2 separate regions of the Homo sapiens genome follow, and region 1 is linked to region 2. The links are chromatin loops, found by intact Hi-C in ENCODE. Cell type or tissue: GM12878. All regions are shown on one strand.

Evidence for each region. A loop is a pair of places that touch in the nucleus more often than their neighbours do. Peaks named below come from ENCODE experiments on the same cell type or tissue, not always from the same donor. Only the 100,000 strongest peaks of a DNase experiment are listed, where the experiment ranks them.
Region 1: a loop joins it to region 2, with 11 times the contacts of the local background. A loop is called at or near these places in 10 of 110 quality-filtered maps.

The regions. Positions count from the first base shown.
Region 1 is chr5:110,861,472-110,869,471 of GRCh38, forward strand. No RefSeq gene overlaps it. Among named protein-coding and RNA genes, the nearest start is that of SLC25A46, 130 kb to the left of the region's middle. In GM12878, a CTCF peak has its summit at 4,437 (motif pointing left); no DNase peak of the experiment used is centred here.
Region 2 is chr5:110,753,624-110,761,623 of GRCh38, forward strand. SLC25A46 (solute carrier family 25 member 46) reads left to right here. Exons shown (of 8, transcript NM_138773.4): 6 at 1,842-1,898; 7 at 3,079-3,136; 8 at 7,581-8,000. Among named protein-coding and RNA genes, the nearest start is that of SLC25A46, 19 kb to the left of the region's middle. In GM12878, a CTCF peak has its summit at 3,701 (motif pointing right); a DNase peak (open chromatin) is centred at 3,704; H3K4me3 peaks cover 300 bases; H3K27ac peaks cover 2,583 bases.

The DNA.
Region 1 (8,000 bases), 110 kb after region 2:
GTTAAATGTTGTGTTAAATTTTGAACACAACTTTTTTGTTTGTTTTAGGTCAAATTTTAAATTTTAAAAAGTGTTGGCATATGTAAATCTGAAAAATCTAAAGCATTAAGGAGTGGAACCAATTAATGTGGCCCATAGCTTTAGCAACTTTCCTACTTCCAAAGCACAGTGCTTTGCCAGAATTTTCACAGCACATTTACAAAATTAATCATTCATTATGAAGAAAGACAAGTTTTCTTTTCATAGGTGCCATGTGATTGTAGAATCAGTCTGGTAGCTATAGATTTTAGTTTCTAATTCAGTTGCTCAGAATGGTTATATAAATGGAATTCCAATAGCTTAGGGCATGCCTGACATGACTAAACCTATTTCTTAGGTAGTAACCCCAAAGTTTAGTGTTAGGAGCTATGGAGATATTTTTGAAAGCCTTCCAATTATCTTGAATTTCATATGTGTTTGCACATGTCAATAGGCAGTCCATTTTCTGTGTGTGCTTTTATTTATTTTAAAGATTCTGATCCTGTACCAACTACATATTTGCTTATTGCTGCCGGAGAAAATCACAAAACTATGCAGCTTAAGACTCTTTAAATTCATGGTCTCCAGCTTTAGCTGGATTGTTGATGCTGCCTGGGACTTCTTCTAGGTTTCCCAAGTAAGTTATTGTTTTCATGTTCTGTGGTCTCCATTTGATTCAAATTGTTAGTCCCTTTATATCTTCTCTGTTATTTCTCAAAATTAATAAAAGTCATCTGATGCAAACTCTTCTCCCCACCAAACTTACACGTTCACTTGAATCCATACTATCCTTTCTTCCTTCCCTCTTGTTGGTAGAAGTGAGACACTCCTCTATTTATAAAGATGTACTCCTAACTATATTCTCAATGCCCTCACCCGGATACCCCAGTCGCTGATTGTAACCTTTCTTTACTGTCTCCAACTTCTTCCTGTTTGCTAGTTTCTTCTTATCAACACTTAAACATGTTTGTTTTTACTATTTTATAATAAAACACAAAAACAAATCTTTCCATGACCCTACATTCTCCTCTAGCTACTTCCCGCATCATTTCCCTTTCTTCAAAGACAAAATTCTTATCAACAATAACTCTTCAAACCATGTCCTCTTCAAACCACTCTTCAATTCACTGAAGTCCACCACTGCTTCTGCCAGCTCACTGAAGTTTCTTTTGCCAAAATCACCAATGATCTACTTGTTCCTAAATCAAATGGACATTTTTCTTTTAACATAATTGAACCCTTTGGATCACTTAATTGTTTTAATAAAATGGTCCCGTCCTTTGGCTTCTGTGACATTTCACTCACTCCCCTGGTATGTTTTCTACTTCATCAGCCACTTCTTCATAATTTTCAGCTTGTTCTGCCTCTCCTTATATGTTTGCCTTCCTGAAGATCATGTTTTGGGTCTTCTTTTTGTCTCATTTTATACATTCACCCTGTGCAGTCTCATTCACTATCATGGCTTCAGTTATAAAGCCATAACAACATTTATCTTTTACGCAATAACCACATTAAAACCATAACTAGTACTACTAATAAAGCACAAACTTTATTAGAAATTATAATTAGGAGTCTGAATATCATGGTTCCAATTTTGTGTTTACTATTATTAATAAAAACGTGACCTTAGACAAGTAATAAGCCTTCCCTTTAAGATTCAATTTCTTTTTTATAAAAAAGCAATTAAATACCCTCTGAAGCAATACACAAACTGGTTTTGGAAATATAGTAAGATGACAAAAGGATATAGAGGTATGTGCATTTAAATAATTTTTATGATTATATATAATATGTATATGATTTTTATATATTTATATAAAGCTATAAAACATGATTCATTATATGGAACATTACTGTGCTGCTTAGACTTTTGAAATACGTATTTTTTTCTAACATGGTTGGTTTTATTTTATTCCCCATGTGCTTAGAACATAATACATTTTGGAGCACAATGAAGTAGATATTAGAATACCTATTGACTTTCCATTAGAAATTATGAAATGTTTTAGCTTCCATTTTTTTAAAGAGATAGGGCCTCACTCTGTTTCCCAAGCTGGAATGCAGTGCTGTAATCATAGCTCACTGAAGCCTCAACCTCCTGGGCTCAAGAAATCTTCCCACCTCAGCCTCTCAGGTAGCTGAGAAAGTTGTTTTATTCACTGGCATAGTAAATTAAAAGTTATTTATTGCTTTTGCGGCTCTGTCTTCCTGGAGATCTTTACTATCCTCTGCATCTAGCTAGTAGAAGGAAATATAGAGTGTAAAAAAAAGCCACATCCACCTCTTAAAACCCTTGGCATGGAAGTATAATAACACACACATCACTCTCCACATTCCACTGGCAGGTGCTAGTGGCACAGCCATACTTAGAAGCAGAAAATGGGAGCATATTTATCTTCAGCTTTAGAGTAGCTCTTAAATTTACAGTGTGTAAGAGAATGACAATCATGTAATCTTCTCCCACCTTTTCCTCTTTGCCTTGCACCTTATAACTGTTGCCAAACCTAGAATTACTTTTATATTTTCAAGATGTATAAAATTTACCTTATGTCTTGTAGCTATATTTACATTTACTATGCTTGTCTAGGCGGATTCTAAAACCTATAAACCAATAACTTAAGAAGAAAATATGTGATTGTATTTAACAAAACAACAACAACAACAAAAAATCATAGTATTAACCCCGTGCACCTCAAGGAAAAAGCTGCAAGCCTGTGGTCTGCTGATTCCACCTTCACTCTGGTGATCAACTACTCAAAACCAGACCACATTTAAATTTGCTTCATATTGGGAGCATGGCTTTCTTATATTAGCTTTTAGTATACTTTGTATTTATTTGATTTCTATTTTCTTGTTAAGAAAAATCTGACTTCATTTGAATGCTGAGATCCTTCAGCTTCCTATTCACAAAATGTGTGTAACGGGATCCATTTTCTTAGACAATCTTCTTGGAACTCTGTGGCCTTCTTATAACTCTAGGATAGCTCCCTTAGACTTCTCTAAAGCTTTCTAAACTTTCTTTTGCTTTTATTTACAATTTAGGTTTATCTTTCCTTGGATTTCTTCTTTCTTTTAAATGCCTCTTTTTCATTTTACCTCAATAATCCTTAAGTGTTTTTTAAGAAAGGTGCGTTGTAGAAAACTTTCTCACTTTCTTACACATCTGGAAAAGCTTTATTTTACCTTGACAATCTGTTGACTTTTTGATTAAGTAGAAAATTCAAAGTTGATTTTTTTCTTTCCATCTTTGAAGGCAGTTATCTATTTTCTTGTAGCATTCATGTTGAGGAAAAGTCCAATTCCTATTATTTTTCAGATGATTTTTTTAGGCTCTGACTGAGTTTGAGATTATCTTATTTTGTCTTTGGTGTTCTGAAAGTCTATAAAGTTTTAAAATTTAAATAAGTGTATTCTGAGTGTTGATGACTTTTAAAATATTACACTTACATGTACTTTCCATCTTCAAAAATGCTTTATTTTCTTCTAAGTTTCTTCTTTTTCAAGTGGCTTTTTTATATGGCTGTAATATCTTTGCACATATTTTATATGGTACAAAACATATATAACTATTTTAAGCATTCTCTTCTATTTCAATATGTCTCCACTTTCCCAAGTGTTACTTAATCCATCTGTTTATCTTGAATTTTATATTTTGTGCTGCATTTTTTCCCAGATGACTCATGGTTCTTGTTTTCTTTTTGTTTTATTGATGAATGAATGATTAGGCTTCTTAGTGTTGTTTCCTCCACAATTATATATGCCTGCTTTGCCAGCGAGCTTCCACCCTGATTGGGAGCATTGGCTTTGAAATTAGTTTCGCAGGTAGAGTTTATTTCAATACTAGTCAGGGTCAAATCAGGAGACGATAACAGCCTCATTTATTTTAACAAAGAGTATTTAACATCAAGAATTATTAACTAGGTATTAGAGAACTGAGAAGGTAAAAAGGTAATAATGTCACTAGCAGTTATGACAAGTAGGGTGGCAGGGATAAAGGGGGAAAAGTTGGAATAGTTACAACTTAGAAGTTTGGAGGGTGGGTCCTGTGGCACTAAGGCATACACTTCTGAGGAACAAGCACTGCTCAGCTGGCACAGATGCCTTAGGAGGATGGAAGGACCTGTGGAGCTGGGACTCAGACCTTTGAGGAGGAACATTCCTCGGCTTGTTCTGGTGCTTTAGAACTCAGAGGAAAGGCCACGCAAAGCCAAGACCCAAAATCTTCGAGGATGAGATTCAGCACAGCTGGTGTTAAAGGCCGAGGGGACACAATAAAGCTAATTCTGTGTTGGAAAAACTACAAACTAGAATCAACAGCTACTACTGGAATAAAATGCTGCTGCTGTCCAGGTAAGGAAGTGCTGCTCTGATGATACTGCCAAGAACAGCCATGGAATCTCCCTTTTGTGCCCCCTACTGGCTGAGCCTATAGGGAATATGACAACAAAGGAGAAATGTGGATTGCAGAGTCCTAGTTCTATGACAGCACAACAGGGTATAGATTGGTAAATTTGAAGCCAAGAGATAATAGCATAATAACATGGACAGTTTAAAGCAGCTATTTCTTAGCAATCTTCATCTATTTTCATGCTAAAATTAAAGGAGTTCGTTTGGGATCGCTATTGCTCACATTTGGGAGTCTAGCCCTCCTTATAGATGTATCTCCACTTCTATGTTATTGCCACATCTGTCTTCTCTGTATACACACAAGGATGGGAGTGGTGGACTGGATTCAGGATGTCATAGTTCAGCATATGGTCTTTTAAATAATTACTTTCACTGTCACAAAGCACAATCCTACTCATCACATTTGTCAATTGTTTGTGATCCCTCCACGACACAGATTGGTTTTCATCTCTGCTCATACAAGGAACATCTGCCCAATTTGCTTTATGCCTTCAACTTCTTCAGACTATTGATGCTCTATGTTTTGTTTTTGATTATTTTATGGATTTATTCCCTTCAGAGCATTTTCATGCTCATTGCAGTGGGATTCAAGAGGGAGGATTAATAAATGTGCTTCATTTGGCCGGGCGCAGTGGCTCACGCCTGTAATCCCAGCAGTTTGGGAGGCCGAGGCGGGCAGATCACGAGGTCAGGAGATCGAGACCATCCTGGCTAAAACGGTGAAACCCCGTCTCTCCCAAAAATAGTAAAAATTAGCCGGGCGCGGTGGCGGGCGCCTGTAGTCCCAGCTATTCGGGAGGCTGAGGCAGGAGAATGGCGTGAACCCGGAAGGCGGACCTTGCAGTGAGCCGAGATCGCGCCACTGCACTCCATCCTGGGCGACAGAGCAAGACTCCGTCTCAAAAAAGAAAAAAAGAAAAAAAAATGTGCTTCATTTGTCATGGAGCATGAAAATCTGAATCAATGTCTTTTCAAGAACATAGATTCTTAATTTTTTCATAAAAATATTTGCTAGTGGTGGCTTATTTCATTATTTGTCATTTAAACTAGGTTAAGTACATATTTAAGTGCTATTTAAATCCTGAAAACTGGTATCACATAACACTATATCTTATGGTAATAAGGCAAGCAGGACCATAAAAGACAGCAAAATAATATTTAGCTTCTGCCTTTATCATCACAAATATAAAGAGTAGCAAGAGCACATAGCTCTATAATTATCAACTTTCATTTTGTATATTTTATTTGGAGGTTATATCAAAATGTTATCAAGTCTTTTACTAGATTCTAATGTAATTTAGACAAATGAGTTCAAACTAGAAAAATGAGCCTGCTAAGTGTCTCATATTAAATAGCTCACATTCCACTCAATTCCCTATAGGAACGTAGAATGGAGCAAAAAGTAAAGGTATGATTGCTTAACAGAATACAATACAAGATGCATTTTTAATCTGCTTATGGCAGAGACATCATTTGGAACTTTTTTCTGAATACTAGAGAAATAAGTCTGACTAGAATTTGATACTATTAATTGACCTTTCTGTTACTCAGGCCCTTTCAAAGAACTATCAAGGACTCATAATTAACCCATAAGAGGAATATGGGAATGAAGTATTTCAATAGATAATTTTCACTGTGGTCTATAAAATGGAGCCTACATCTCTGTAGTCTCAGACATTCTAACTTATTTGCCCATAATAACATGAAAGTTCTATAAACAGTTATTTCTTTCCTTCTGCCTTAATCGACCTAATTTTAAACATTAAATACAGCTTCATCCTTCAAAAAAAATATAACATCTTTAAGCAATCCAATTTGCCATAAAAGAATATAAGTGACTGCCTCCAACTTTTCCCTAGTAAGACAAAGGCAAAATGAATGTTACAAAGTAAAGACTATAATGAGCAGCAATGTAATATAATTAGAGACCAATGATTTTTTACTGAACAAATAGAATATTTATTTTGAATTATTCTAGAGTCATCGAAGTTACTGAATCAATTCATTAAACTGCTCGATTTTCAATCCCAACTTTTCCATTACTAGCTGTGTGACCTTAGGCAAAAATTTAAGGCCTCACTGCCTCCAGCATTCTCATCTTTAAAATGAGGATAATAATAAAAACACTTAAATTGTAGGACTATTGTGATAACTGCATGAGTTAATAAAAATAAGCACTTAAAAGAATGTCTGGAAAATGGTGAGTGCACAATTAATATTAGCTGAATATTTTCACTACTATGTTATTAAATATTTAACCCACTAAGAGACAAAGACAGTTCTAAACGTTAAATATACTCATGAAGTCTTAGAGATTTGAGTATCTTTGTTGAGCTTAATGTTCAAGTGTTTAGAAAAAAAGTTGATGATTGTAATACAAGTGATCATAAATTCTGTGGTAGACCATGGGTACTATGTAGTCAACCACTGATCATTCATTCATTACAAGGATTACAATTTGGTCTGGAAAATACTACCTTTTTTTTAATTCCTCCAAAATGCCTCACCCTATTTGGTTATATGGCTGCCATTGTAGTTTGGAAAAAATGATAAAAAAGAATCGTACACAGATTGCAAATAAGAAAAGTGAGATTTAAGATAAGTTTGTTGGATTATTTGAGATGCTAAAAAGAAATTTCAATGTTATGTAAATAAGTTGAGGCTGTGAATTATACTGATCCTACTCTGAGTATTAATATTCATTCAGATTATCCTTATCTGGAAATTATTTTTAAAATTGGTGCTTTACTTAAAGATTTATAGACTATGAACTACTTGTGTTTAGGGACTGGGTAGTACTCATTTAATATGTATTAAGTAACCAATTTAAATGGTTGTCTAGACATAGAGAGATAATCTAACTGATATAGATTCAGAGAAGAACAAAATAGACATGGACTGGTGAGATTAGACAAAAATGAATAATGAGGCTACAGTTGTGCTCTAGAAGATGAGAAAGATTCAGATAGTTGCAGAGAGGTGGAGATAGAATTTGAGATCTGGAAACCAGAATGAGCAAAAGACCTATAGCTGAGTGAATAGAAGGAACAGAAAGGAGCCTCGGGAGAGTTTGGGATGAGATAGAGATGAGGTGATGAGCAGACACTGAGATTCTGGATCTAATGCCATAGGCAAGTCAGAGGTGCTGAAACAATGGAATAATATGAAATAAACCATTAACGATAATTCGTCTGGTAGATTGGGTAAGATGGAATTGAAGACAAGAAGTCCAAGAATGAGAGTCTCAACATAGACGTGATGTTTTAAAACTTATGGATAGGGTAGAAAGAGAAGGATAGAGAGTTTGGAGGAGAAAAGAGACAAATATGTTAACTAAATAAAGACTAGGAAGGAGAAGGAAGAAATAAAGCAATCACTGAGATTTGAGCCCTTTTGCTATTGACAGAACTGAGACAATTTGGAAATACGGCAAATTTGTTTGTTTAGGCAGCAAGGTTCCTCTAGAATTTGGTAAATTTTAGGTGATACATGCCTGTTGAAACATGAATGTGCTGGAGATAAATGATATATTTTTCTTATGCTTCTCAGCACCTAGTTTAATACTACAAGAATAA
Region 2 (8,000 bases):
TCTAGAGCTGTAACAGTAAATTTTACCCATTTTATAAAGTAGTAGAGAACAGATACAAAGAAGAGTCCCAAAAGCATTTTTTTAAATACTTGGTTTTAAGTCTCCTTTTATCTTAATGATCTTAAGAATTGGCAGTAGTCATCAAAGGGGAGGTAACTCAGAATTGACATTGTATTTAAAGGGGAGGCTACCCAGTCCTAAGTGTTTACCACAGTTTCATACTTAAAATTGGTGTCGTCATAAACTGTGGTAATACTTTGTGAGGCCATGAGTATTAGCTGTGCCAAGATGATTTACAAAGCATGTAACGTATTTTGTTTTATAATCATAAAGTAACTTTCAGTAAGATGGGAGGCCTAATCTATTTTTTATATTTTTCGACTTAATCATTGAATAATATGATTTCAGCTACATTGTGTTGTTCAGGCCAAATAAATATCCTAATAGTAATTTAATCAGAGTTCGGCCCAGAAGGTGCTCTAAGGTCTTAGAAATCGGGGGTAGTTGCTCTATTGTCTGAAAGTCTCTGATGTATGTATATGCTGTTGTTTTTCAAATTCAGTCATGTGAAATAGAAAATGTTTATCTAGATTCCTGCTGTAGCCATAGCCATGATGGAATGAGTACCCATTCCATCAGAGAAACTGTTGGTAGCAAGTCTTATCTTTATTTTGCACTTCCCTTTCTGTTTTTTTTTTCTCTTTTTCTTTTCATTTTTCTTCTATCTCCCCTGCCTTTTCATTTTTTTCTTCTTATTTACTTTCTTTTTTTTTCTTTTCTTTTTTTTTTACCCTCTATAATCTTGACTCTTTTTGGACTTTTCTCTTGATAGAACTTACTCCCTTTTTTCACCTTTGGTTCTATTTCATTTCAGCTTGCCTCCCTCCCTCCCTTCCTTCTTTCTTTCTTTTTTTTTTCTTCCTTCCTTTTTTTTCTTTCTTTTCTTGTTTTCCAAAGGTAACCAAACTAGCAGACAGAATGCACAAAATCCTACACCTTGGTTCCAGACCTGGCATTTTTGCCTGTTTCCTTTGAACATTTTCCTGTGATCTTTTTGACCCTGATTTTTCTCATCAGTAAGACAAGTGTGACAATATCTGCTCTGCTTATCTCACAAGGTTCTTCTTTGTATCAAATAAGATGAGAGGCAGTACAGGCAGAGAGTACCGGGGTTTAGAACAGAGTTCCACACTAACTGGTTACTTGGCTTTGGATGAGTTATTAATCCCCTCTGATCCTATCTCCTCATCTATGAAATGGAGAAAATAGGGTTATTATGAAGATTAGAAATAGTTCATGCAAAGCACTTTGCATAGTCATGGCATTTAGTAGGTGCTCACAAAGATAATAGAATATAATGGTCACAAAATTATGTAATTGTACTAAGTAAAGATAATTCAGAAATTAGGTACTACATAAATGTAATGTGTCAGCCTGCATTAGAGTTACTTAACTTTTTTAAAAAATTGTCATTCTTATATACTTTGTAAAGCCTTTTTTAATCCTGTTCTTTGTTTCCATATCTATTCTCTTTCTTTTAACCAATCATCTTAATTTTCTTCCTTTAATTTCTCATGTTTACTTTCATAATCAGTTGTGCCTCTTGCTTCTCTGCCAGCCCCTTCTATCAGCACGTATGAAAACACCTTGTATTTTTTTCTCTCAAACCATCACAGTTGTTTACACTGTGTTCTAGAAAAGAAAATGTTCACCATTAGAATATATTTCTCCTACAGATTGAAAAAAATTAGAAGTTGATTACTGTTTTGAAAATTGGGCTAATTCCAGATGTTTTAAATAACATGGCTTTTGTTTTATTTAAGTTTATTTTTATGTTTTAGGGAGGTTTTACATAAATGGAGTCCTAAACAAATAGGAGAACACCTTCTACTGAAATCGTAAGTATCAAAAAATGGCATTTTTATTGGGCATTTTCACTAATTTTTATAGTATTAGAACTGGAAACAAATCTTATTAAATAACTGTAGAGAAGGAAATTAGAGCAGTGAAATGTTGGTGGGACTATAACTTCAAAGGACAAAGTAACACAGAGTTTAGGAATAAATCCTGAAATATATATTATCTTTAAAATAAATTCCTAATTTGAAAGGCTAGAATCACAGACTAATTTTGTGTATGTTTTCTTAGGAAGTTAGCATAGGTCTTCAATTTATTTAACCCAGATTTTCAAAGAAAGTATAACTATTTTATTGTTAATCAGAGATGCAAATGTATTTGTATGGTGATAAGCAAACCCAAAAAACCTTAGTGACATTGAAATGTAGTCCTGAAGGCACTTAGTGATTTTACAACGGTAACCATTTTTGTAGATTAGAATTTTATTCTTCACTTTTTAATTTTTTTTTTTGAAGATTGTGAATTGGAAATCCCCCAGCTTGCTGGCTCCCTCAGTGGGACATTCCAGCACATTATTACTTAGTGATGTTCCATTCACCTTGAAAACCACTACTTGCCAGGACCTGGCCCATAAGGGTTAGGTAAGTCCCACCTTGATATTATTTTGAATAACTATATTTTGCAGGCTTGCAAAGTTGTAATATTACTATGTCTAAATATTGGTGATAGGAAACAACTTTGCAAAGCTGTATAATGTTTTTTTTTTTTTTTAATAATAAAAGGGACTTCACTCACCATTGAAGACTGGCCTAACTCTGCTGGATGGGAAATCTGGGAATTGATATAAGAGGATAGTAACAGAAAAGTTACTTGCTCAAATATCACTAAAAAGGCAAACTATGGAATGGATCCCTCATCCTCAATTTTAAGTTTTAGATTTATAGGCTGCATTAGCTATGTGTAGGTAGATGTCCAATCTATTTTCTTTGCAGGCTGTCCTTGTTTTATCATTTGATTTTTTCATCTCTGTTGAATAAAGCATCCTACGTTACAGATTTCTGAAGTTAATATTTTTAGGCTGTAGGTATTAATAGTTGAAAACCTTAAAAAGATTATTCTAGCTTGACTATAAATTATGTTGACATATTAAAGCAGATATTAAAAAATTTAGTATAAGCATCTTGTTTCAGTATACTGATAAATTTGTTTTAATTTCTATAGCCTAACTTACGTGGTGGCAATGCCTTTTTATTCAGCAAGTCTGATTGAAACAGTGCAGGTGAGCTTTTTTTTACTGTCATTTTTTTTTTATTTAAGAATAGTTTTTTGACTATTCAGTATATTGTAGATATCTAACATTTCAGCAGAAAATTTTAAGACTATGTCTTAAAATATTTATTTTATAAATATCACAGTTATATCGCACGTTGCTTGTCTGTATATTTCCATTGGTATCTTAAGTCACACTTCTAGTTTTAATTATTTTTGTCCTTTCCATAGGCAACTATACTCTTCATTTAGACATCTCAGAACACAGCCTATAACTTGCTCTGAAAACAAAGAATCTATAAACTTTTTAAGGCCCTTACATACAACTCAGATGGTTATGGCTTATCATTGGACAGTAAATTAATAATTACCTGAGAATAAACATGATGGATAATCATCCGAACAGGAAGCAGGTTGTCCCCACAGGTAGTTTACTGACAGGATTCTTTTAAAACATGCCTTTAAGTGACATTTGATACTATTGGGTGTGGTAAATACTACAAAGCTGAAGCAATTTTCTGCTAGCACTTGAAATTCTGTTTGCTTGTGTTACTATTCCTAACCACATGGTGGCGCTTCAAGTACATTTAATTAAATGTCTTACCCTCCTTCCTACACTTAAAACTGTAAGATGAAGGTAGTTTTTACTTCACCTGTATACAAAATCCAACTATTTGTACACCTGTCTTCTATTTCCACATCAGATCCTCTAGCATATTCTTTTCTCTAGTATATGTGAGTGCCCTCTCTGTAAAAACTCGCACTGGATCAGCCTTTGCTCTTCTAATTACTCTTTTCTACCTTGTTTCTTTTCTGGCTGTATCATTCATCTTTGATTTATGATTATTATTATTATTATTTCTGTTAGAACTAACTTCAGTTAACTGAAGTTAGTGTCTTGCGACCCAAATCATACTTTCCCTTCCCCTTGCATTTGGCATTGTGTTAAATAAATGATGAATTTTTGTATGGTGCTATAGAATTTACAGAGTTGTCACTTGTATGAGATAGCCTCATTTTAAAGGTAAGGGAAAAATGTCAGGAAGGTAATTATTTAAGGAAAAACAACTAAGCAGAATGATTTATTGGGGAAAACAATTTTTAGCTTGAGACAGACCCATTATCACATTTCTCTGCTTAAATTAGACCTGGGACTTTAGACAGATTTCTTAACCTTTATAATTTTCTTATCCATAAATTGTGAATAGTATTTTAATAACTGACGTGTAACATTGAATGAGTTATTTATATAAGTGCCCGGCTCACTATGTGATAGGGTTTTTTCTGTGTATGTGTTTTTTTTAACCCAGTATTTACTCCTTGTTTCCTGCTTCAAGTTCCACTTGCTAACTCCTTTTGATCTCTTTTGTCTGCTTTTCTAGAACTCTTTTTTCTTTAGATTTCTCTCTCTTGAACATCTTTTTTCAATAATGCCTTTGCCATCTCTTGTCTTATACCTTAAGGCCCAATCCTTGACCCTCTGTTTTTTATCCTATACTCATTATTCTGAAAGAGCTAATTTATTCACAGGAATCATTAGCTCTAATCTCATGTGAGTTAAATCTTCAGACTCAACTTTTAAAAACAATCTCATCTGTCCCTCTAAAAATTAGCTTCCTTTAGAACCTCTTCTCCTTGGCAATATATTAGTGATACTATTGTTATCTTCACACTAAAGATTCAAAACTTTAGTTTTTGTTTTAGGAAAGTTTTTTATTTTTACATTTCTTTCATCCTTCATAATTACCCAGTCATCATGAACTTTGTAGTTATCTATTTCTTCATTAAGAATCCTTGAGGCCTAGGTGGGCGGATCATGAGGTCAGGAGTTCGAGACCAGCCTGGCCAACAGTGAAATCCCATCTCTACTAAAAATACAAAAATTAGCCGGGTGTGGTAGTGGGCGCCTGTTGTCCCAGCTATTCAGGAGGCTGAGATGGAAGAATCGCTTGAACCCGGGAGGCAGAGGTTGCAGTGAGCTGAGATCACGCCACTGTACTCCAGCCTCGGTGACAGAGTAAGACTCTGTCTTAAAAAAAATAAAAAAGAAAGAAAGAAAGAAATCCTTGTACTAGTCTCCACATTTTAAAAGTCAATACTCATACAAGATTGTTTTCAAGTTGCAATACTTATATATATCCTTTTACTGATTAAGGATTCATATTGACTCATATTCCCTAAAATCAACTTCAGACTTCTTATTATAGTTTTAAACCAAGGTTTTAATTACATCACTTTACCTTTCAGATTTGCAGATTATCTTAACTGCTAAACTTTTAAAAAAAATGTATCAATTGTTTATTGAGTACTTGCCTATATCAGGTACTGTTATAGACCCTGGGGATACAACAGCAAACAAAACCAAAATGCTCTGTTCTCATAGCACTTATATTCTTATGGGGAAAGTAGACATAAACAACTAAATAAAAGGTATATTTCATGGCGATTAACTGCTAAAGAAAGCAAAAATAAAGCAAGGAAGGCAAATAGGATGTGTAATGGGTAGGGAGGGGCGGTTAATATTTTTTTAAGAAGATAAGTAAAGGTCTCACTGAGAAGGTGACATTTGTGTAAAGATCAACATGCATATTTGGGAGAATATTCTAAGTAGAGGGAAGGCAAGTGCAAATGCCCTTACATGGGACTGTGTCATGTGTGTTGTATCATACATGCTTGAGAAGTAGGAAGGATGCCGATGTGGCTGGTGCTAACTAAGCACAAAATAAGCAAATGTTGAATTGTATTTAGAGGGAAAGCAGGTGCAAAAACTCTCAAGTGGGACTGTGTCATGTGTGTTGTATCACACATGCTTAAGAAGTAGAAAGGAAGCTGTTATGGTTGGTGCTAAGTAAGCAAGGGGGGAATACAGGAGATGAGGCCTGAGTGGTAAGAGGGGACCAGATTACATAGGACATTGTAAATCATTGTAATAATTGGGCTTTTGTTTGAGAAGGATGGAAAGTCTTTGATAGGTTTGAGCAGAGCGGTGGTGTGATCTGACTTACATCTTTATTAGGATCTCTTTGACTGTTGCATTAAAAATAAACTGGAGTGGGAAGGATGTCAGGGTCAGAAGTAGGAAGATGGATTAGAAGGCTAGGCAAGCTCACTGTCATCTCATAGTTTTAAATATCATCTATTTACTAAAGACTCCCACATTTATAATACAGTGCTCCTCCACTCACGATGGGATTACATCCCAATAAACCTGTCATAAATTCGAAAAATCTTAGGTTGAGACATCGTAAGTTGGAAACCATCTGTAGGTCCATTGTGTACCTTTTTCTGTAATTTCTATTGTGAACTCCATTTGGAGTTAATTTACTTAACATTTCTGAACTCTTGATCTTCACCAAATTGCTACTCTGGCAATTTTTCATCTCAATAAAAGGCAGTGCTATTCCCCCAGTTCCTCTGGACAGCAACCTTGGGGTTATCCTTGACCCTTCTCTTGCATACCCCAAATGCAATTCACCAGTAATTCCCATAGACTTTGATTTTAGGATAAAAGCACAATTGAACCACTTTACTTCTGTTGCCACCTTCTAGTCCAAGCCACCATCATCTCTTTGTTACTGGAATCATTCCAGTAACTTTTGAACTGGTTTCTCAACTGATCTTGTTCTCCTTTGCACAACAGCCAGTATTCTTTCAAAATACAAATTATGTCATGTCCGTCTTCTGCTTAAAATCAACCAGTTATTTCCCATCTGACTAGAAGCCAAAGTCTACAGATTAGTCTCTAAGGCATGATATAGCCCCTGGCTACCTTATAAATTTCATCTGCTACTTTCCTGCAGTCATTGCTGCAGCCAAAGTGCCTTTTGGCAAGTTCTTTTCTATCTATCTATACCTCGGTAATCCACATCAAACTTTCTTATTCATATCCCCAAAATTCTACAAAAGCAGACATTGCAGGTGGTAATAAGACTAACATTTATTGAGTGACTCCTGAGTGCCAAGCCTTTTTTCATTTAATATTCACAACAACCCTGTGCATAAAAAGTAGACAGTGCTCATTTCCATTTTTGTAGAATGCGAAACTGTGCTTAGGAGAAGTTAAGTAACTTGACAATGGTTACATAGCCAGTAAGTAATGGAGCCAGGATTTAAACATGTTTAAGAACTATAAGCACTATATTGTCTCCTTAAGCGTTACATAGTTATTGCCTTTCCATGTGAGTTCTAAGAAGTTTCTTGAGATGTATCCACCTACACATCTCCCCAGTCTCCCTACCCCAATAAGATTAGCTCCCAACTTCACTGCTAGCAATTTTATGAGATTTCATTTGAAAAAAAATCTGATGCCTAGATAACAGTTAAAGTCTGCAAATCATGGATGTTTCCCTCTTCAGTCACTATGTTAGGATTTAAAAGGAACCTAAAAAGAGTCCTTTTTCTGTGGCAAAATAAGCAAATGTTAAGTTTTACTTATTTCATCATTTTTATTTCAGAGTGAGATAATTCGAGATAATACTGGCATTTTGGAGTGTGTTAAAGAAGGAATTGGAAGAGTGATAGGCATGGGAGTGCCTCATAGCAAACGACTTCTTCCGCTTCTTTCCTTGATCTTCCCTACGGTGCTTCATGGAGTTCTTCATTACATCATCAGCTCAGTTATTCAGAAGTTTGTCCTACTAATTCTAAAGAGAAAGACTTACAATAGCCACCTAGCTGAGAGCACTAGCCCTGTGCAGAGTATGTTGGATGCTTATTTTCCAGAACTTATTGCTAACTTTGCTGCCAGTCTTTGTTCTGACGTTATACTTTACCCATTGGAAACAGTTTTGCACCGCCTTCACATTCAAGGAACACGCACAATAATTGACAATACAGACCTTGGCTATGAAGTGCTTCCAATTAATACACAATAT